Regions from separate parts of the Mus musculus genome. Here all the other regions are linked to region 1. The links are chromatin loops, found by intact Hi-C in ENCODE. Cell type or tissue: heart. All regions are shown on one strand. Links, peaks and the distances in the headings refer to the core of each region. The heading gives the core; the rest is flanking DNA. Region 1 holds the start of Rel (reticuloendotheliosis oncogene). Region 2 holds the start of Pex13 (peroxisomal biogenesis factor 13). Region 3 has its middle 37 kb from the start of Gm39612. Region 4 holds the start of Papolg (poly(A) polymerase gamma).

What was found. Peaks named below come from ENCODE experiments on the same cell type or tissue, not always from the same donor. Only the 100,000 strongest peaks of a DNase experiment are listed, where the experiment ranks them.
Region 2: it touches region 1 in a loop (5-fold over the local background); 8 of 42 quality-filtered maps call a loop at or near these places.
Region 3: a loop joins it to region 1, with 2.0 times the contacts of the local background. A loop is called at or near these places in 7 of 42 quality-filtered maps.
Region 4: a loop joins it to region 1, with 7 times the contacts of the local background. A loop is called at or near these places in 6 of 42 quality-filtered maps.

What each region holds. Positions count from the first base shown.
Region 1 is chr11:23,768,408-23,773,407 of GRCm38, reverse strand. Rel (reticuloendotheliosis oncogene) reads left to right here and starts at 2,439. Exons shown (of 10, transcript NM_009044.3): 1 at 2,439-2,728. The coding sequence starts at 2,719. In heart, for the core only: a CTCF peak has its summit at 1,925; DNase peaks (open chromatin) are centred at 2,047, 2,147 and 2,537; H3K4me3 peaks cover 3,004 bases; H3K27ac peaks cover 2,493 bases.
Region 2 is chr11:23,662,358-23,668,348 of GRCm38, reverse strand. It overlaps Pex13 (peroxisomal biogenesis factor 13), which reads left to right and starts at 2,466. Exons shown (of 4, transcript NM_023651.5): 1 at 2,466-2,602. The coding sequence starts at 2,505. It overlaps Pus10 (pseudouridylate synthase 10), which reads right to left and starts at 2,357. Exons shown (of 18, transcript NM_028304.3): 1 at 1,896-2,357; 2 at 935-1,071. The coding sequence starts at 1,060. In heart, for the core only: no CTCF peak of the experiment used is centred there; a DNase peak (open chromatin) is centred at 2,398; H3K4me3 peaks cover 2,847 bases; H3K27ac peaks cover 1,887 bases.
Region 3 is chr11:23,852,566-23,858,556 of GRCm38, reverse strand. No RefSeq gene overlaps it. Among named protein-coding and RNA genes, the nearest start is that of Gm39612, 37 kb to the right of the region's middle. In heart, for the core only: a CTCF peak has its summit at 2,977 (motif pointing left); a DNase peak (open chromatin) is centred at 2,986.
Region 4 is chr11:23,892,209-23,898,199 of GRCm38, reverse strand. It overlaps Papolg (poly(A) polymerase gamma), which reads left to right and starts at 2,930. Exons shown (of 22, transcript NM_172555.2): 1 at 2,930-3,178. The coding sequence starts at 3,162. It overlaps Gm12061 (a long non-coding RNA gene), which reads right to left and starts at 3,948. Exons shown (of 4, transcript XR_872317.3): 1 at 3,755-3,948; 2 at 3,340-3,437. In heart, for the core only: no CTCF peak of the experiment used is centred there; a DNase peak (open chromatin) is centred at 2,909; H3K4me3 peaks cover 1,817 bases; H3K27ac peaks cover 946 bases; H3K27me3 peaks cover 375 bases.

The DNA of each region.
Region 1 (5,000 bases), core at 1-5,000:
TAAAGGCACACTTCTCAAGTCACAAATGTCCTCCATTCTTTATCTATTTCATAGACAGGGTCTCCCAAAATAGCCTAGGCTATTCTTGAACTTCAGAATGTCTGGCATGAGCCTGCCTAGTCCTGGGATTACTGGAAAGAGCTATGCCACCCAATTTAATGACCTCCATTTTGCCATACTCATTTAGAGTTCATTCAGAAAAGAATCCTCAACTGTTTCACTTCTAGCAGCTGGCCCTGCCATCAAACATGCCTGTCACCATGTCTTCTGTACAAACACTTGTCTAAATCACCTTTCTAAAATTTCCATCATGGCAACAGTGCCCCACCCTCACCCCTAGGTAGCATATACTAACAGTGTACCATACCAGCCAGGGTAAGTCTTCAAATGTACTGCATCAACTGCATGACTAAAGTTTCCAGTAGCAACCACTGACTCAGCTCAAACATGGCCTCTACAGAATGTCCTTCTAGAGAGCCCAGTTGGTTTCTACTACCCCCACTACCTTATTTTCTTTATAGAAATGCAGTGACATCAAGACTTATGCATGCTTGTGTTTTGAGACAGACTCCCTCATAGCTCAGGCTGGCTTTATAAACTCATTATATAGTGGAGGATGACCTAGAACCCCTGCTGGTCCTACCTCCACCTCCCAAATGCTGGGATTACAGACATGCCACCCAGTACTAAAATTACCACGTGTTAGTCTCTGTAAACCCCAATGACAAGCAGCCTTATCAGGTGTACAGTGACACCTTCCCCTAGCACAAGGTCTAAAAATATCCATGAGAATTTCAACCTCCTATTTACTTTTTCTTTGAATAAAGACAGTAAGTAGAAACTATGTCATTCAGATATGGTTGAGTTAAAAGCTGAAGTATGCCTGCATTCATGTGTGTGTGTGTATTGGTGTGTTCAGTGTTTTGTGGCTCATCCTATCTTCAAAGTTATGATTCTGTGGTCTTGACCTCTGGAGCGCTGAACATAGTTCACCCTGCTAATTGTTTTATTTTATTTTATATCTTTGTGACTTGTTTATGATTGTGTTTAACTAAAAACACAACTGCTATTTATACTCTTTGAGAAGACAATTTGGAACTAGCAGATTTTAATTATTTCCTTCACTTTGGGGGAGTTGTATAACAGGATGAATTTTTTATGACAGGATAGTATATATTTTAATTATCCAACCCCCCCCCCCCCACACACACACACACACTTTGGCGTTCTTTGAAGCGCATGTAGAGGTAAGAGGACAACTTTTGGAAGTTGATTCTGTCCTTCCATGGATCAAACTCAATTTGTCAGGCTTGGTAGCAAGCGCAATTATTCTCTAAGCTATCTTGTTGGCCATGCAAGATGATATTCTCTATTTCCCCTCCATTACTTGTTTTAGTCAGTAAATGACTGGAGAACGTAAGAGGTGGAGCCAGATAACCCTGAGTTATTTCTGTTGTTGAGACAGTCCACCTACCTCAGCCTCCCGCGTGCTGGGAGTGCAGTGCGCTAAACGGGGCTGGATAATCTTAAGCTTAAATCGTGCAATTCCTTTCTAGAACTCTAAAGTATGGACAAGCTACTCAGCTTCTCCAAACCCCAATCAACCCTAATACTCGTGTATACAATGACATGCTAATACATCATAGACTAAGAGAACAGGTGCGTATTAGCAACTGAAGGCAAACAAGATTCCGCCTGACCTGTCAAAGCACCAAAGTTCGGTCCAGGCCTCAGGCCGTGGGTATCTCGGCCAATCTCTGGACGTCGTGTACATTTATACAGAATGGGGTTAGCGGCCTCGCAGTGCAGCTGAAAAACTTTGGTAGGTAAAAGACGTAATGTAGATATAGAGGGAAAATAAGGCTGCGGGGGTCCCCGTATGCAAATCTGCGCCTTACTGCCGAACGCGGGCGCTGGCGCTTCCGCACTTCCCCTCCAGAGCACCCGGACAACTCTCTGGCGCGGGGGCGGAGATTTGCATGTGCGAAATCGGGAAGAGGGGGAACCACCGGTCGAAAACCCCGGGCGGGCCTCGGGCGGCCAAGGAGCGCGCCCGGTGCACCGCCCGGCCCGCCTCCGGCCGCTCGGCCAGCATGACGTCACGAACACGCCCCTCGGCTTTAAGCGGCGCTCTCAAGGACTCTGGAGGAGGGGGATTTCTCAGGGACCGACGGCTTCTCACGCGCGGAGTCGTCGCTGCGCGCCCTCACGGAGCTCCCGGCGCGAGCGTGCAGGCTGTGGTGGCTCTGGAGGAAGTAAGCGCACTGGCCCGCGCGGGGTCGCGCGCCCGCCGCGAGGCTCCGCCCCCCGCCCCGGGTAGGCGGTGGCGCGAGTGACGTAAGCAGCGGGAAATCCCCCCCCCTCCCCCCACGTTCCGCCGGGCGGTCCGCCCCGCCCCCTGCCCCTGCCGCGGCATCCTGGCAAGGCGACGCCAGGACACTAGTGACCGGAGCGCGAAGATTCGGGGGTGGGAAGGTGTGAGCCGCAAACCCAGAGGAGCCGGGAAAGAAGAGGAGGCCCGGGGGTGGTCCGAGGACAGGCGTCCCGGCTGCGGAGGCTGCTCAGCCTCCTCACTGGTTGGCTGACTGACGGGCTAGCTGGCTGACTGCCTGCCTGACCGACTGCCTGGCTGACTGACTCACTGACTGACTGACTGGCTGCCTTGCAGCCTCGGGCCGGACGCTGGAAGCTGCAGCGAGCGGCGCGCGGAGCCGAGCCATGGCCTCGAGTGAGTACCGGGGCGAGCACTCGCGGGTCACGGGGAGGAGCTGTCGGGGGCTCCGTTTGGGGTTAGGACGGTCTGCCTTTCAAGTCTTCTCATCTGGCAAATTGTCAGCCGTTTGAAAAGTTGCCCGCTCCGGGGTTTGCGTGTGAAATCAAAGCGGCGCACTGTAATCTGATCTTCTCCTAATAGCCAGAACCTTCGAAATTCCCAACGGTGTGCTTTTAGGATCACAGGGGGTAATCTCAGTAAAGGAGAGCAGAGAAGCCTCGCGTTTAAAGACTCAGTGGTATGGAGACCCAGTTTTACATTTTTGAACAAAAAAGAGGAACCTCCGGACCTCAGACGAGCTTTCTTTTTTTAAGTCCAATCGTGCTAGCGGCTGACACTGGTACAGAATGTGGCGTGGCTGTGAAAGTCCTCAGTGGCGTTTTAATTCGTTCCAAGCGAAAACACTACCCCCGCCCCCACGAGCTAAAGATGTTGCTTGTCTAATTTACCGTGTAGAGACCTCGATCCCTTCAACCCCCAACCCCAAACCTGCACGCGCGTTTTGTTAGCAGCAAGAGGACGAGATTTGATTATACTTTAAAGTAACTGGTAGGGTTGAAAATGTCATCGTTTAATGTCAGTGTTTTATCTGCCACTAGTAAGTTTTGGATCATCTGCTTTGAGGGGGACATTTATAAGAAACAGTTTACAGGACAGGGGAGTTTAGTATGACAGTCGTACTATATGTAAAGCAAGCACTTGAAGCAGCTGAGATGGTGGTGGGAGCTAAAAATGACACCTTCTGTCTGTAGCAGGACGCTGACCCTTATCTTCCCAGTGACCCTCAGTAGAAGGCAGCCGACGTCTGGCAGAGAAGAGGAAGTAGAAAGCTTAGTGAACTCTTTAAGAGTTGAGCAGAACAATATCATAACTCCTGCTGTAAAGGAAACTGGGGTGTTTCACATGACACTTGATTTCAGTTTGTCTGTGGTTTTCATGAGAAAACAAGTGTAGTTTAAAATATTTCAACTTTCTCTTTACCCATTTAAATGAAGCCAGGCTTTCAGATGCTCTAGTAAATTTGTAAATTTAACTCATGTTCTGATTAGAAGCACAAAAAGGCTTTAAGTATTTAATTCATTGGTAATCAGAAAGAGATTTTTGTATGACATTTGTAAAGAGTGGCAAGCTTTGTTAAAACAGTTCTGTCCTTGTCTACCTAATAGAATCTTATTATATAGTGTATGAATGCAATACTTGAATTTTTTTCAACAGAAAAGTCATTTATTAAAGAACTGTAAGACAGATATGATTTTAAAATGTAATACAATTGCAATTTGCCTAAGGACATATATTTTGTGCTGTTATAGAAATGATTCCAAAAGTTAAAGTGGGGAACTTTTTAAAAGAAATGGCAAGTTTTAAGGATTTAGAAGTTGGGTTGGGCTTGCCCAGCTTCTGTGAAGCCCTGGGTTCAGTTCTCAGTACTGTCAGAGAAAAAAAAAAAATCCCAACAAACATAGAAAACAAATCTGCAAGTTGTAGTATCATTATCTTCTTGCTTTTTGATCTTTTATCAAGGGTTGCACTAAATGAGACTACTTAAAATACACCATGTCATTTAAATTGTAATTCTGCTATTTGAAGTTTCTAGGCAAAAATATAGTTTAAAGGAGTCTGGGTACCTTATATCAGTTATAAAGACCAAATAGAGAAAAATTATGAAATAAATTTAAAATTCCCATTCCCTTTGAAATACTAATTTAAAAGCAACAAAACTGTTTAACTTATGATTATGTAATTTAGATCCTTTTTTTTGCAATATAGTACTGAAACCTAGGAAAGTATTCATATTGATTACCAAGCATTGAGATCATTTGTTCATTCCTCTCCGATGTCATATGTAAATAGGTATGTGTAATTGAATAGGTGGTGCTTATAAATGTAAAGTGTCGTAGATAATAATCTCCTGGGCAGAATTATATAAATGTTGTGAAAAGACAGGATTTTATATGATGATACTAATTATTGTTCAGGTAAATTAGCAAGTTAAGACTTCCTAGCTAGCCATTAAGCTGTTTTTCATTGCCTTTTAAACAATACTGTGCTTTGTTCTAGCTTTTTGATAAGATTAATTATAGCAGGCAACATGGAAAAAAATGTTCCTGATCAAAGATCTGCATATTTAAGCAGTCATTATTCAAACAATTGTATTCTATTTAAGTTAGCTGTCTTGTGTCCATATCTAAAAATTTTCACTATTTCCTAAAAAGAACAAAGTGGAGGG
Region 2 (5,991 bases), core at 497-5,496, 110 kb after region 1:
CTTGTCAGACAAGTCTAACAACCTGTTTGATTTCCCAGAGTCTATGGAGGAAGGAGAGAACTTATTACAAACATACACACACACAAGCACTCACAACATATGCATAAATTATATGAACACTCACATCATACTCATATATATATTCATAAAAATAATAGAGAGAAACTTAATTTAAAAAAACATAACTGAACTCATTTTCTGTTTAAAAGAAGAAATCAGGACTATGAATTGTCCTGTTGCTTTGCATTAATGTATGTAAGAAGCAATATCTAGTGGTATTGTGTTTAGATGCCCTTTATAAAATGTCTTCACAAATATTAAATGTAGCAAAAAAAAAAAAAAAATCCCACCATAGACCTCTCTCTGCACTAACTGTTAAATGATAGTTACCTGAAAATAGTTATATTCCTACATCAAGTTTTTAAGGTAATTGCAGTTTCAAAATTACCTTTGTAGGAATAATTTTATTAATCTTCCTTCTTTTTTTTGATATTTTTTTAATTAGGTATTTTCCTCGTTTACATTTCCCATGCTATCCCAAAAGTTCCCCCATACCCACCCCCCCAATCCCCTACCCACCCACTTCCCCTTTTTGGCCCTGGCGTTCCCCTGTACTGGGGCATATAAAGTTTGCAAGTCCAAAGGGCCTCTCTTTCCAGTGATGGCTGACTAGGCCATCTTTTGATACATAGGCAGCTAGAGACAAGAGCTCCGGGGTACTGGTTAGTTCATATTGTTGTTCCACATATAGGGTTGCAGTTCCCTTTAGCTCCTTGGGTACTTTCTCTAGCTCCTCCATTGGGGGCCGTGTGACCCATCCAATAGCTGATAATCTTCCTTTTTTAGTGGAATTATATGTTACTCACAGGACTCAAAGCTAGTGACATTCATTCCAAACTATAAAAAAACATTCTTTAATTTAAAAAGAATATACCTTGGATGGGTGTTTGTAAGGTGCGGGAAGATCCACACCACAGAATCTTAAGATGCATCTTGGACAGGTGCCAGAACTGAACAACAGCTGTGCCACGTGCTTGTTCTCCTCAGTCAGTGGAAGCATACTAGAAGAAACTAAAATGAGCACTTTCAGTATTCTACAGCTACGTGCTGTATTTATGTCCTTAAAAAGAAAAGCTTTCATTTGAAAAATTCTATTTTGTACCCTTCAAATACTGCTTGTCATATCTATATTCTAAAATATGAACTTGACTAAGTGAGTATGTGGATTACAGGGGAGAGGAACAAAGAAAGACAAGCTTGCTCTGGACATGACATTAAAAACTTTCCGATTCCGGGACTTGGGACCACTCAGGGTTGCCTGTGTAAACCTTTCAAGGAAGTACTTACAATATGGGAATATACTCTATTAAAGAAAAAAAAATCAAGAAACTCCATGTGGCCAAGTATTTATTTCAGTTTCATAATCCCGTCTATCAGTTCACTTAACCTATTAATTTAATGTTAAGTAAAGAGTCTATGAGGAGTTGGAAATAATTATGTAAAAATGCATCTTCTTGCCAGGTGTAAGCGCTCACGCTTATAATTTCAGTACACAAGAAACAAGAAGATCTCCATGAGTTCAAAGCTAACCTAGGCTAAATAGAGAATCAAAGCCAGCGGGGGAGAGGGGGGTAGCTGAAACAGTCTTGAGTTTCACACCATAAGATCTTTTTTAATGCATTTCCTCCTGCACAGGCATAGTTCGTCCTCTGGCATGGGAGTAGGGGAAAGGTAAGGGGAAAGCTCTGTTCTGGCCAAACAAGCCCTTAACTCTATGTGCTGAGGTTCTAGAAACTTACCACTCACTCCACCTGACTAACAAACAAAAGGGACTGCAGCTACGCCTCTTCGACACCCAGTCCCTAACCCCTCACCTCGTACTTCCTAGGCCTTACCTTCTCCCAAGATGCCGCAGCCGAGTCTTAACCCTTTTCGGCCCTGGGTGGGAACGGGGAAGAGTAAAGACAGCGCACCTACTGCGCTCAGCCGTTGTGTTCCCCAAGAAAACCAGAGCTTTACAACGAAAGTACCAGGCCCCTCACGAGAGGAATGCAGGAACCCCCTCGTCTTACACGGTGACCTGTAAGGCTGTCCGCCTGGCAGCCTGCACTCCCCCTAGCTCTACGAACGAAAGACTGCGAGGGGCTTTACTGCTAGCCTTAAAGGGTCGGCCGGCAAAGGAGCCTCCGACGGACTCGGCACCTAGGTCGTAGTAGCTGCTGCCAGAAACGTCGATGAGCCCCTACTCAAATTTGAAACCCAGACTAGGGAAAAGAAAGAGGGACGTCCCGCTCTCCCGACTCCCGACCCCCTCCCACACCCCAGCAAATTAGCTGTTCCCTTCCTCCTTCCTCCAGCTTCGCCTGACCACACGCCTTGGCCTGACGTCAGGCGTGGGCGGGGCGGAGGGCTCGGTGTTCTGCCTGTCGTGCCTGGCAAGCGAGGCGCTCCTTCACCCAGCCGTCGCAGTCGCTTCCCTGAGCCGGAGCGGAGCTGGCGGAGAGATGGCCTCCCAGCCGCCGCCGCCCCCCAAACCCTGGGAGTCTCGCAGAATTCCCGGGGCCGGCCCCGGGCCGGGCTCCGGCCCCGGCCCCACTTACCAGTGAGTGTGAGGTGTTTGGGCCGCGACTTTGGAGGCCAGAGCGGGGACTTGGCAGGAGGCGGTTGAAGCCGTTATTGGGGGGAGGCGTCGCTTCCCGCTGCCGGCCCGGGGCGAGTGCAGAGCGGGTCTGGAGTCTGCTGGCTGTACGACCGCCCGTTCTTCCCCCGGGCGCCCCGCCGGCCCCACGGATGCAGGAGCTAGAAAGAAAAGCGGCGCTTCCCTGCCTTTTCGCTTTTGCGGGACATGGGGGGGCGGGACAGCCTGACCCGCTTCAAAGCGACGAGCTTGGGTCTGCTGCCGAGCGCGACGTTGGCCCAGCCAGGACAAGGATAGAGAGCAAAAGTCATGGAAAAGCTTTACAGCCTCTCCAGAAGTTGGTTGAACGACCCAAAGGTCACGTTTACGCAACATGGAATCCAAGCTCTTACCCTTGGCTTTCTTTTCTAGCATAACTTAACGTTTAGGTTGAGGGTTGAAAGAATTCTAAGACAGGAATTCGAGGTCTGTGGGTAGCCTTTGTGTACAAAATTGTGTGTGTGACTGTCGTCTAAGGCCTATAAAGTTTTTATTTGCTTTGATTTAAATCAGTAACAAATGGGTCTGCAACTTTTAAAAATTTAAAACAGAATTAGAGTTTCAGGAACCTGTGTTTTCTTTGGATAAATAGATACCTTAATCCAGGCGACATGATTTCAGAGCAAGTTTGTACGTTTTCCTGGCGCGTAAAAATCTCTGTACGTTGGAGTACTTTTCTCTTATTGGAAAATCTGGTGCTCTTTTAAAAGTACTAAAACACTTGGGCACAGTAACTAATAGATACAATTAGAGTGATAAGCTGTATTTTTCGTGTTAAAGCAACACTTATTGGTGATACTTTCATTAGAATGTTTCTAAGTGTGTTCTTTGCTATCCCGTTAAACTTCTCTGAACATTACTTAGCCTTCTGGGTTTGTTGTTGTTTTGTTGTATGTGCCTTAAATTTTATGATTGTTTTCTGTACCTGTTTATATTTGTTTTACTAATGGTATGCAATTATGGGTTATTCCATTAATGTTGAACTTATCTTGCATTTTTAAATGAACCTACTTAGCTTCCTTTTTTTAATATACTGTCCTGGATTCTGTATTATTTTAAGATTTATGTTCCTATGTGATATTGGATTCCTTTTTTAAATTATACTTTTGTCTTTATATCAGTTTTTTAATGAGAAAATTTTGCACTGAAAATTTTTTTATTGAAAAGTTAACATTTTATTTCTTTAGGTAGATGATTTTTCTCTTTAAGATTTTATTGGGGCTGGCTGGAAAGATGACTCAGCAGTTAAGAGCACTGACTGCTCTTCCAGAGGTCTGGAGTTCAATTCCCAGCAACAGCATGGTGGCTCACAACCATGAGTTGTGATCCAAGAAGGCATGAGATCCAATGCCTTCTTCTGGTGTGTCTGAAGATAGCTATATATTGAAAATAAAATAAATAAACCAAAAAAAAGAAAAAAAAGATTTTATATAATACCTAGGTCCTCTGTGATATAACTATACACGTATAATCTGTATTTTTCCATCCATTTCAGTACCTACAGTATGCAGTACTCAAAGTATTTAAGAAATCACTTATTCATTTCTCTTTTTTTTTCTGTCTTTTATTCCTTTCTTTCTGTGTGTCTTTCTTTCTTTCTTCCTAGACAGATGTCTTGCCAGAGAGACAGGGTAGCCTTGAGCTCCCAGTGGTCTTTCTACCTAAACTTCCGCAGTGTTGGGACTTACAGGCAATCGCCTTCTGAATTTTTCTTAACTCACCAAAGTTTTTAACATAATTATACCTTTAAATATTGTTTGAACACTCATCTTCAAACCAGTGGTTCTCAATCTTCCTAATGCTACAACCCTTTAATACAGTTTTTCATGTTATGGTGACCTCAATCATAAAATTATTTTTGTTGCTACTTCATAAATATAATTTTGCTACTGTTAGGAATCATAATGTAAATATTTTTGGAGATAAAAGGTTGCCAAGAGGGTTATGACCACAGGCTAAGAACCTCTAAACATTGTATCTGGTACAAGAAGCATTATCTAATGTGCTTTGAACTGTAAAAATGCCTACTGTTGTTAGCAAGGAATCTAGAGATCATCTGTCTTAACATCAAGAGACCTAATTTTGTTCCTGGCTTTTTGCTTTTGGTAGCTTTTTGATAATTTCAGTCATTTCTTATTCTTGCCTAAAAATGTCCCCACCCTGAACCACTGCCAGCTGCTTTCACTATTTTTCTGATTGTTTGACGTAGGTTGGTTGGTTGGTTGTTTTTCAGCATTGAACTACTTTAGGCTTCTATATGCATTTTTATTCTGAGTAGGAGTTGTAGGAATACTTAGGTCTGACTTTGGTATCTTTCATGAATTTCAGAAATTTTTCAGCTTTTTTTTTTTTTGTCTTAAAATATTGCTTGTTTGTTGTCTCTTTATACTCCCCTCTTTTTAATTTTTGTCCTTTTTTTTTCTTTTTCCTTTTCTTTGTTTTTTTTCTTTTCCTTTTCCTTTTTCTTTTTCTTTTGTATCTTTGACACAGTCTAGCTAGATTGCCCAGGTTGACTTCGTACTCAAGATCCTCTTTTCTCAGCCTCCCAGGTTACAGGCATGAATGACAATACTACCTGGCTAAGGTGCAGGGCCGGGAGAGGGGGGCGGTTAGTACGCTCACAGATCTGTGTCTAGAGGCCAAAGGTCAACCTCAGGCGTCCTCCCCTGTCACTGTCTACCTTACACCTTAAATTTTGAGGTAGGGTCTCACTGAACCTGGGACTAGCCTAGACTGGACTGTTTGCAGGCGAGACCCTGGGAACCTCCTGTTTCCTCATCTCTGGAGTATAGAAACATGTCTCCATGAAAGTGCTGAGGATCCAAACTCAGTCCTTACACAACAAGGACTTCGCCTTCTCAGCCAACTCCTTAGCCCTAAGCCTTGATTTGTTTTTTTTAATATAACCTGTATCTAATTAAACCAGCCATTGAGTTCATAGATTGAAAGGTTTTTGTTTTCTTTGGAATTTCCTTTCAGTCTGATTTTATGTCTTCTATGACTTGCTGAGAAATCCTTGTCTTTACATTTAAAATCTGTTTCATTTTCTGGATTTCTCTGTAGCTATGGAGCTCTGTATTGTTAATGTTCTTTTAAAGAAACATATAGTGTTGTCATCATGGAGGCCCAGTTTCGTTGTAGAGAGCTGAACCTTATGTAGGTGATTAAGATGATTCGAAACCTGTGAGCTGTCTTCCTCTGGAGACTGACTTCTCACTGTCAGAGCAACGGCAATATAGGGTACTTTAATCCAGTCAAGGATTGGGCTTATTTGAAGCATATTTTTTTGTTTAGCCCAAAGCTGGTCTATTTCC
Region 3 (5,991 bases), core at 408-5,407, 85 kb before region 1:
TGAGCAAATTTTAACACACCACTGTTCTTCAGTTCAACTTTGACCCACTCTGAGCACTGATGCACTCTGCCCAATATTAAAATGTCCCAACTAATGATTTTTTTTTGTAGCATATTGGCTTTTGTTTTGTTTTTTTGAGACAGTTTCTCTGTACAGTCTTGGCTGTCCTGGAACTCACTCTGTAAATCAGCCTGGTGTGCGCCACCACCAGCATGCTAGGACTTTTAAAAATATAGTAAATAGCTGTATATGTGCTTGTGTGGGTGCCAGGGATAGAACTTATGTCTTCAGGTTTTACTAGCTTAGCCATTTTGACAATCTTAATGTAAATAAAATACTGAACTGACCCCTCCCACAAAAATGAGGGAGGACAGCATGTGAATGAACGCTTCATCTGTGGTAATAAGAAATCAGAACATATCTAAAACTGCACAGTGTACACTAGCATACATATGTCATTTAGAAGGTTACATGTGTACTCACACTCAGAAAACAGAGACAGGAAGATCATGAGTTCAAAACCAGTCCAGACTATATAGCAAGACCCTGTGTCATATTTATATAAGCCAATAAAATAAGTATATGAATAAAACATGTACTGATAATCATAAATGTATTTTAAACAACTCTTGATATACATGTAATTTTACCATTTATTAACGATGAATGCAAATATGCATGCTAATAGGATAGATATGCTTGCTTATGTTTTCTGTAATGAACTAGGCTCTGAAGCTGGTAAGATGGCTCAGTGGATAAAGCACTTGCTGCACGAATGTGAGGGACTGAGTTCAAATCCCAAGACCCAGCTGTAGCAGCATCATATGTCCGCAATGCCAGGACACCAGTGCATTTAAGATGGCTGTAGTTTACTAAAGTGTGCAGTGGGAACACCAATGCCTTTCCTGAAATGAGAGCAGTGTAGTGACTCTCTAGCGTCATTATACTTGGTAGGCACTATGAAGTACTGTACAATCTAATTCATCTCTCTTGTTTCTGTCTTCTAAAAGTAGTGGTTATAATAAAAGGCTCTACTTTTAAAAAGTAGCTCAATGAATCAAAAGAAGAAATCCAACAGTTCCTGGCACTTAGCAGAATCCAACGAATCACGACCAGAGACATATGAAATAACATGGCACTTGATTGACAGTGGACAGCTCCTCTCCAAGAAATCCAGCCCGAGGATCAAGAAAAAAGGCCAACATCCCAGCCACCTCCATCCCAACATAGCCAGCCTAGGCAGTAGAGTGCCACCTCCCATGAGATGCTCTTGCCTTGTGTTGTGAGAATTTTCCCTGGCAAGTTGGAGGTGGGGAACTAGCCAACATCTACTTCCTCTCCACCTCACAAGGTCCCAATGACAAACTAGGGTAGAGCTCTGCCAAGATTCACTCTGGAAGAGCTGATCATTTAATCCGCTTACGAATGGACTAAGGCATTACAAGCAGGAGAGTAGGTGACTTAAGACAGCCATCCTGGAATCCGTGCAGGAAGTGTGCATGACTCTTCTGCCATGCCCAGCACCTCCCTGAGGCCACATGTAATTGGGGAGGAATTGCAATCAATTGGTTGGTAAGGATCCCATGACCCCAACCCCCACACTCAGTCTTCTATGTGGGAACAACGATCAACAGGTCCAGCTGTGATGATCTTTTGCCAAGTAGGCACAGCTGAACTCAGGCAGAGGCTGGCACTCAGCCTGAAGGGTACGCCTGAACACCTTGTCACCCAGCCTTTCAGAAAACAGCTGCTGGATTTGTAGGAAAAAAAGAAAGTAGAACTCATGAATTATTACAAAGTTCACTATCTATATATTACAACGGGTTAGAGAACTTAGCAAACTACCTGTACCAGCCAGCACAGCACCCAGAACGTCCGGCTGAGCCGATGCTTCAACAGAGTTTAACATTCTGCAATGTAAACATCTGTATGTTGACATCCCCACTTCTGATCCAACTAGATCTGTAAGCAGCCACACGTGGGGAGGGTGCCACAGCTTAAAGCCACACCCATACCAGCTGCACCTGTATTCCCCTCCTCCCACCTCTCCTGGGCACGGGGCAAGACTGTCTAACCCTATTTCCAACTCACTTCCTGCTAGAGCTTTATAGCAGTTCAAAGAACTAAGTTCAGGTTCTTTCCAAATAGGTTGGTTTCTTGAAACTCACCAACAAGTCAAACATCAGAAAAGTGGGGATTTCTGAACACCACCCACTTGGATGGTAACTGATATTTAGTAGTTTCAAATATTAAGAAAAGAAAAAAAATTGACCTTGATTAGGCAGTATCTAATCTCCCAGGGCACAGGAAATGAAAGCGAGCAAGTCTGATTTGCAGGAGGCCCTGAGGTTGCACAAAGTAGTGGCTCCCCCAGCAAGGCCCACTCACGGCCTGCCTCCAGCTGAACACCCAGAGGGAAAGCACCATTAAACTCCCTATAAATTCAGCAACCAAACAGTTGTACCATGGTGAGGGGGTGGGGAAAGGGAAGAAGGAAGAGAGGGTATCATAGGTTTGAGAAGGCTATGCTGTTGGGGCCAGAGGGATTCAGTGGTCAACCAGCCTACTTATTCCATATATGTTTAGGATGAATGTTCTGGAAACTAGATAGCATTGGAAGGACCAGTTGAAAGTACTGGATGTGTTTGGCTGGAAAAGTAATCAGAGCTCCACTTTCCATGGATGCTGGAGGGAAGGAGAGGCCCAGAGATGAGGTTGCTGTTATGATCCACCTAAGAGATGTTAGAGGAAACCAAGCTGGCAAAACAAGTTTTGAGAGATTTTGAGGGGGTGGGAGGGAGGATGGGCTCTGCCATCAAAATACATGATGGGAAGAGTGGAAGATGATGCACACCTTTCTTAGGCAAACACTGCCATCACTGAGCAACTGTGAGAACAGCAGAGGAGGCTGGGAAGCAAGGCTCCTGACTTCAGATTAGTAGTGTTGAATCAGCGCTGTCTGGCACCCCCATGTGGTCATCCGTGACAGGTCAGGAGAAATGCTGCTGCAGAGCGGCTAGATTTCAGCACCAGTCACCATCCTTCCAGATCACTGTGGGGATTCCCAGCTCCAGGAACAGGCTTCTGCAGAAGAAATTCTTGGCTGGTTGAACCCTTACTGCAACCCACAGCCAAAGTGGGTTTACCTAATTGGCCATTTGGGGGATGACATCAGAGCATGCACAGACCTGCCCCTGGCCTTTCTCTTTAGATCTTTCTGGTCATGCCCTCAGTGGACTGTGGAGCAAGCCCACTTGAAGCTGACCCAAAATCATGTCTCTGATCAAGTCTCTTCTCAATAGTTGGATGTGAATCTTTGCCTCCTGCAAACTGAGGGGCAAAAAAAGAAAAAGTTAAAGTCTTGATCACCAGATTGCTAGCCCCCACGTTAGCATATGCTAGCTAATTTGCTGTACTTTCTCCCTCCTCAGCATTCTGAGCAGGTGGCTAGGCCTATTCTGTCTAACACAAGGTCAAAGCAGGGGCTACGGATTCCTGGGGGGCAGGGCGAGGTGGGGGGTACTGTGAGAGGATGGAGAGACTTGCCCCTGGAGCTGAGAGAGAAAATATCAGCCAAGTGTCCAAGGGCTAGGATCCGGGTGCTATTGTGTCACTGCAGCCTTAAAGAGCACAGCAGTAGACACAGTTAGGAGGGCTGACCCAGGGTCAAGCAGAAAATGCCTTTGCTCTAATCATCAAGGCTATTGACCTGTGAACCTGGACTCAACCGGACCAGGGAACATCTCTGCAGCCCTCAGTGAGAACCAAAGCTCAATGGATTTGCCTAAGCAGAGATCCCAGAGAGAGCCTTGGCACACTTCTGGCCACAGGAGATATAATGGCTAATCTTTGTGGTCAGCTTGACTGGATTTAGCATCACCATGGAAGCACACCCCTGAGTGTACCTGTGAACATGGCTTCCAAAAAGTTTAACTGAAGAAGGGAGACCTACCCTGGATATGGGTAGCATTAAGCCCAGGGACTGAGTGAAGAGAGAGCTGGCTGAGCACCACTCTGCTTCCTGGCTGTACTGCCTACAACTATACTAACCATCTCAAACTCCCGCTACCTTGTCTGCCCAGAAGTCAAAATAAGCCCGCTTTAAGTGGGTTTTGGTTTGCTTTGCTTTGGGTTTTTTTTTGTTTGCTTTGTTGTTGGTGGTGGTGGTCAGATATTTAGTCTCAGCAACAAGAAAAGAAGTTAATACAGGAGGATACTCAACAATTAGTGAGGTTAATTTCCTGCCAGCTCAGTGTCAGACTGAAGTTGACTTACAGCCAAGAAGACTGTTATTTCCTTCACATCAGAGTTGGAAAACTAAAATTCTGAGCTGCAGTAGCATTTACAAAACATAGGCTTGCTGGGGTGGTGCAGGGGAGGGCAGATGCTCTGAAGCATGGGACAGCCAGCAGAGCCTGGGCAGTCTCAGACTGGGGGTAGCTAAGGAAAGAACACAACCATCCTGGCAGTAATAAAGAGACTCGGACAGTGTGCTCTGTAGAATCCCTGTGGCCATCAACTTCTGAAGCAATGATCCCCAAAGAACAGGAATTTCCCCCCAGGAATCCCATACGTTGAGGGAAGAAAATGGCTGAAGACTGGTGCCCACATGCCAGAAGAGGAATTTGGTTCCCAGAAAGACATTTCACTGAGTTCCCACAACTTATCACCTTGCAGGAGAGACAGCCCGAAGCCCAGACAGCCATGGGCAGTGCCACCCTTCAGCAGAATGGCCTGTCTCAGGCTAAGCATAAATCTGTGCATCGGGACCCAGAAAACGGTCCTTGGGGATTTCCTGGTCCTTGTTATTTGCTCCTCTTCCCAATGTGGCTACGTTGAAAAAAAATTTCTTTTCTATGCTTCTCTGTCAGTTGTTTAATTGGCTTCTTGAGGGCAGCTGGCCAAGCCTAGCCCATTAGGGCTTCCAGAGACCCAGCTCTCCCCTCCAGTGACTGGGGAGGCTGAAGAGATGAAGTTAAAACTGTTGAGACTAAAGCAGCAACAGCACCCACATGCTGCGGAGAGGGTGGGGTGCGGTGAACATACAGCACCTGCCTATGATGTGTGAGGCTCTAAGCTCCATCCTCAGTACTGCAAAAAGAAGGAGGAAATGCTGCAGAGGTCAAATTGAAGAAAGCACTGCAGCCATATGACCTGGCATTTAAGAGGTCGAGGGTGACTGTAGCAGAGCCCGCTATGGAGGAGGAAGCTGCACAAGGAATAAAGGTCACATTCTCAAGAAAAACGAGGAGGAAGGAAGGAAGGAAGAGAGATCAAAGGTCTAAGATCAAGGTGGAAGATTTATTTTTAAATTAGGAGATTTCTGAACATGCCTTGAAGCTGAGTGATGGAAGGCACATAGGTAGACATTTTAGGAACACACGTATGTGCTGAGGGACCAGGTCGGAAGAGGAGCTGCAGTATGGGAAGAGAGGAAGATGTGTGGACAGTCTCCAAGACTTGCGCAATGATCTCCTGGTGTTCATGCTCTGTATAATCCCCTGGAAGAGTCAAACTTGCTGACTCACTTCTAACAGTGTCGCACAAGCAATAGCATGCCACTTCTGATATTAGATTATAGAGACTGTAGCTTCCAGCCTTGGCCCTGCCCTTCCCCTTGGGTCACTCACCCTGAAGCAGTGGTTGCCATGCTGAAAGACACTTAGAGAAACAAAGACTCTGTGAGTCTTTCTATAAAGGAGGTAACTGCACTCTTATGGTCCTGAAGGCAAGGAAAGACGCTCCTCTGGAAAGCAGGACATGGGAGCCAGATCTTTCATAGGAATCTGATGTTCCTGGCAAAATAGCTGATTTGTAACCAGTGCTCAGGACATAGCAAAGCCAACAATGCTAAGATCAAAAGTGTGCTGAACAAAATGGGTAAAGAAGTCTGGGATGCTTTCATGATAAAAGTTTTGGAAAGATCAGGAATTCAAGGCCCATATCTAAATACAATAAAAGCAACATACAGCAAACCAGTAGCCAACATCA
Region 4 (5,991 bases), core at 422-5,421, 120 kb before region 1:
GATATAGAACTCCTGGTCCTCCTGCCTCTTCCTCCTAAGTGCTGGAATTATAGGCATGCACCATTATGCCTAAATGCTAGCAAGTTTTTTTTTAATTAAAAAATATTATTCAGAGATGCCTTGAGCCTTACCACATAATAACAGACCAGGAAAACCCAGAGGTTTGACATTGGAAATCTTTTAAACAACAGACTTTTGAGGGCTGCCAAGATGACATAACAGGTAAAAGTGTTTGACTTGAGTTCTATTCCTGGAATCCATACAAAGTTGGCAGGAGACAAAAGGTATCTTCTTACCACAACACATGGACACCCACAAATAATAAATAATTTTTCATTTAATTTTTCATATTTGCATTATTTTCTATAGATGTATTTTTTTTAATTAATGTGGGCTAGAGAGAGATGGCTCAGTGTTTTAAAGCATGGACTGATCAGAGAGGAATTCCTAGCTTCTACATCAGGCAGTTCACATCCCCCTGAAACTTCAGGGTGTCCTATGTTCTCTGCTGGCCTCCATGGGCTCCTGCACGTGCATATATCCTCACACAGACACACATGGATACACATAAATGAAGGTAAAAATAATTATAAAAGGCAAAACATGATAGGCTCTTCAATTGTTCAAATTATGTTCCTAGTTTCATATATCCTAGGTTCAGGAAAGTAAATAGACTCCTGTCCTCCTTCCTCTGGACCAACTTGACGTTTTAAAAAGTGGCAAATTGTGTGAATACAGCCATCCCTTGGTATTAAGGAGCTAGTCTGAGAGCCTCTTACTGGTTCCAACACTAACACTAAGAGGTGTTCAAGTTCCCTCTATAAAATGGCACCATATTTGCATATAACCTACAAACATCATCTCACATACTTTAAACTATCTATAGATTAATTATAAAGCTTAATGCAATTTAAAATGCTATGTAAATAGAGAGTAATGCCAAAAAAAAACTTAGAAAGCAAAGACAGACACATCTCTGTGAGTTCAAGGTCAGTCTGGTTTACATACTGAGTTCTGAGCTACAGAGTAAGACGTGTCTTTAAAAAAAAAAAGTAGTTTTGAGAATCACAAGAAAAAGATATGTACATCTTCAGTGTGGATAGAATTTTATCTTGAATAATTAAAATACAAGGTTGGTTGAATCTGAAGATATAGCTGGTGGATCTGGAAAATTGACTACAACTCTACCAGCAACAAGAACTTTACATTAGAAACCAGAGACGTATGCTAAAATTCAGTGCTGAGTGAATAAAACTGAACCACAGAAGGCAATCTTTCCTCTTTGAGGAGACAATAGACTGGATGAAGGCAGAAGATGCTGTAAAGCGTCCTCCAAAATTCACAATGAAGAACGAAGTTGAGCGAAAGTAAGCTAAGAGGCTTTTAAGAATTGCAAGGCTGGGGTGTCACTCCTCCTCCTGATACTAGGGCAACGGTGCCTGAGCACAGTAATATTATGGTTGTGTAGCAAAGTGTTCTTATTAGATACGCATATCAAAGTATTTTTAACGTTTAAAATTGGGACTGTGAATAAGGCTCAGTGGATAAAGCTGTTTGCTGCCAAGTCTGAGGAATCAATTTTGATCCCAGCGACTGAAATGGTGAAAAGGGAGAACAGAACAGACTCTAGAAGTCATCCTCTGACTCCCTGCAGGCTAAAGTAAGTGTACTTTACATTTTTTTCTTAAAGAAAAAGTTCAAGGTTAACGTAAACTTTATTTTAAAGTTCTAGAAGTCACAAAGCTAGCAAATAACAAAGGTGGGTCTGCTTCGAATCAAATCCCAGTCTAGCGACCTCCTGAGCTCCATTTTGTCTTCTCATAACCTACCAAAATCTGTACTCCCAAATCCTGCTAATATACAGAATCCTCTCTTTTAGGAAGCTATTAGTGACTTTCCTCCATGTTTAGATGGTCCTCTTTTGGTCCCCCAATGACAACTGGACCCCATCTGTATTTAAATAGTGTATATATATATTTTCTCATCCACTCGCAATAAACTCTTGAGGATACGAATCTAGTTCCTACAGTGTGTAATACATACTTCTGCAGCAGCAGAATATCACTCATATTTGAAGTTTTTCTCCACCTTTTGATGGGAAAACTCTGAACTTGCTCAGGTCAAACCACAGACCTGCTTTTATGCATCAAACATGGAGCATAAACAAACTGACAGACCAGATTTTCAATAAATACTTTGAGTGAATAAATGAATAATTCAGAAAGTAACCTCCTTTCCCGTGACTGAGTCTCATTCCCCAAACAACCGTGCTTGACTCTTGGGAGAAAAAGACAGGGTTTGAAATTACTTTTATCCTTTAACATTTAAACATTGGTCATTTTCTCCCTCATTTTCACCGTCATAATCACACAGAACATGATTTTCACTATTTGAAAATGTGAGGTTTGGGGGCAGAGCGGTGGAAATCCTTGGGTTTATCTTACGGCTAACTAGTAGCAATTATGTTCAACATCTCAGCTAAATGCCACAAAGTCATAAATTGGGACTTGGAGGTGGTACTCCGAGGGAAAAGAATACAAGTTAAGCTGATTTATTTATAAGCTTTCTTCCCTGGATTGGTTGTGTTAAAGTCGCACCTTCTTGGGTGTGACCCTCGGTGACAAAAATCTTCTCAATGTGTACTTATTAAGTCTATGACTTTAAGATGTGGGATAACGGAAGAGTTAAAATGGTGTTAGGGAAAGCGGTGGTTTTTTTTCTAGATGCTTTTATTGCAGAAACAAGGGGAAATTGACAAATAACCTTCCCAGAGGTTTGCCTGAATTGACAATCCCACAGACCAGGGAGACCTGACACTCTGACAGATGCTTTTGCTGCAAGTCCGCTGAGGTGGGCGGGTCCCGGGAACTCAAGGCTGGGTGGGGGTGTGCCCGAGGGCGGGCCCAGGGCTGCAGGGCGGAGCCGCGGAAGGCGAGAGGCAGCCTGGGAAGTAGCGCCATATTGGCGGTGGCCGCGCTGTATTGTCATAAATAGAGCCGGTTTTGTGGTGTTTTCACTACTCGGTTGAATGCCTCGGCTGTAGAGAGTGGGGAAGTGAGCGAGCTACAAGCGAGCGAAGGGAATTGGACAGAGGAAGGAAGAGAGGGCAAGAACAGGACCCCAAAGCGAAAGACACTCGCTGGAGAGAGACGCAGGAAGCGATGAAAGAGATGTCTGCGTAAGTGGGGGCGGCGGTTGAGGGCGAGGTGGAGAGAGGTGCGCTGAGGTGGGCAGCCCCGGCTTCCAGCCCCTGCGCCTGGCACCCTGCGCAGCCGGCCGGGACCTCTGCTTTCCGCTGCCCTCCACTCCGCAAGGGCATCTCCCCTACCCGGGACTCACCTGGCCGCCCGGCGGGGATTCGGGAGTCGCCGTCAGCCCCCCGCCGCCCGCCTCTGAGGACGCCCCCAGACCAGGATGAGGGGGAAAGGCGCGTGTGGCTGAGGAGAAAAAACGGTCGGTCACTCTCCTGCCCCAGCCGTGTCTGAGCCCGTCTATTCTGTCTGCATTGGCGCAAATACCATCCCCCTGCCTCCCCTCCTCCCGGCCGGACCCGCTATCTTTCAGGTCTTTCGGAGAGGGACTGACCTAGCGGAGCCCCTAGGTTTGCGGTTGCTCCATGAGAAAGGCTAAACCCTCTACCCCGTTCCTTCCCACCGACCCACAATATCTACCGGGCTGTATCTATCCCCTGCTCACACTTTGATAAGTCGGAAGCAGTTTCTGTACTTGTCAAGAATTTATTAGAATTTCTTACCTTTCACTTTATCCGGAAATAATTTCAACGTACAGAAAAATGCACAGAAATACAAAACACCATTTGTGTAGCCACCACCCATTTTTCCCTAAGACTAACATGGGGTGTGTTCTTAGCTCTTTAACCTTTCTTTCTTGAAAAGAAGTCGAGCATTCCAATACATCTGAAGACTCGCCTATCCTTTCTCTGATTGCATTCACGACGCTCTTCCAAGGCCCCAGAGCACTGAGTTTGGTGTTTCTTGTTACTGCATTTTTAATGTTGATAGTACCTATCCCTGTATCCATAAAAACTGTGTACCTGTTTTAAACTGTTTATAGGGTATTTATTATCAGTTACTACTCTGTAGACTGGTTCTTTAGAACATGATCTCTCTGACCTTTTGCTATGTTAATATTTTCATTATTAGTTATTTTTTATTAACTAATGTATTCCGTTTATAAACATAGCCCAGTGTAGTACTTTTAGTGACTATTTTGAGCTATTTAAAAGTTTTTTATAGAATGTCAGTGAGAATTCTATTTACCTATCTTTGTACCTTCAGTAACATTTCTGTAAGGTTTTTTTTTTTTTTCCTTGTAAGTGAAATTCATAACACTTTTTGAGACCTACTTCTTAGAGTTCCTGTTTGGTTTGATTTTATGAAAATCTGTCTGTGCCATGTATTAATCACACACTAATCTTGCTCAGACAACCTTATCTCTCATAGACAGACAGACAGACAGACAGATAGATAGATAGAACTTGAAATAATTAATTGAAGTTTTGTTTGTTCTACAGCAAGATAAAAATGGGAGAGAAATTAGAGTTGGGTTTTTTAAAATACTCCCTTATATTTCATTAAGTCATTTCAAAGGTATATAGGCTGTTTGTTGAGATGAGGTTTCACATGGCCATGAGCTTGCTTCTGCCTCTACCACTTGACTTGTGCCACCAAACCTGGCTAAGCTATCTTATCTTCTCTATTGTCCTTTCTTTCTCCCCATCCTGTAAAACCTCCAGCTGAAAAACATGTTTTAGTTTGTGGACTTACAAGTCACTGCTGTTTTGTTAGTTCGGTTTTTGGTTCAGAGATGGAACTCAGGGCACTACACATGAAACAGTCTGTCACTGAGGTACATCTCCAACCTCAAGGCAATTTTTAAGCATTTAAAATGCAAAAAGAATTAACTACAGTTGTATTTTTGTGGTGTTTACATTTTAAATTGATAAACTTGCACATAATTTGTACAGTGACTAGTTTAAAGCAATTGGCTTGTCCATCACATTTACTGATTACTTATATAAATATGTATACTGTAATTAATTAGTATTTATCACAGTTGCCCTACTGTGCTTAGAATTAATTATAGAGCCAGGCATAACACAGACCTTTAATCCAAACCCCATGAGGCAGAGGCAGGCTGATCTCTGAGTTCAAGTCTGGTAAGTTCCAAGACAGAGTTATATAGTAAGACCCTGTTTCAAGAAGAAAGAAAGAAGTCCTAGTGTCCAGTTATACCTTTCTTTGGTGAGAAGGTATTGCTATGTAGCTCAGGCTTTGAATGTAGATTCTTCTACTTCAGCCTTCTGAATGAAGGGAATAGAGGCATGGGCCTATGTCTGTCCCATTTAACCTCCCTCCTTTCTTCCTCTGTTATTTTTTTTTTAAAGAGCTAATTTACTCATTAAAAGACTGCCTTTTGAGATTATATTCTTACTGTTATGAATAGTTCTTTATGCAAATATGAAGAAAGGTGGTTAGGTTGAGAGTATATACTCATTTTTTCTTTTGCAACAAAATGTACCCCATATCTTTTAGTTATAGATGTAGTCAGAATTCTGTGGTGCTTTATTGAAGATTGTAATTTTATACTAGTTAAGGGCAATTAAGGGTCATTTGAGCCCTTCAAAATTTGCTGTTTAATGTAAAGAATTTGATAATTATTCAGTGTGAAAATGATATGAGTTCCAATCTAAAATGAAGAATACTAAGTACAGTCACAAAGTGTTAGAAATGTAAACTCAGGTTCCAGGAAAAGATGTTTGTGAATGTAAGTTTCTCCAGGGACTGGTTGAGGTTTCTTTTTAAGGCTAGATCATGTTCTGAGGACCATTTGATGGATGTTTTGTTCCCTTACTTATAGGAAGACCATTGTTTTACTAACAGTGTCTTTCAAGTGTTTGACTTCTTTTCAAAGATTCTATAACCTAGATAGTATTTGACTCAGCCTGCAGGGAATAGTAGAGGGAGCCCT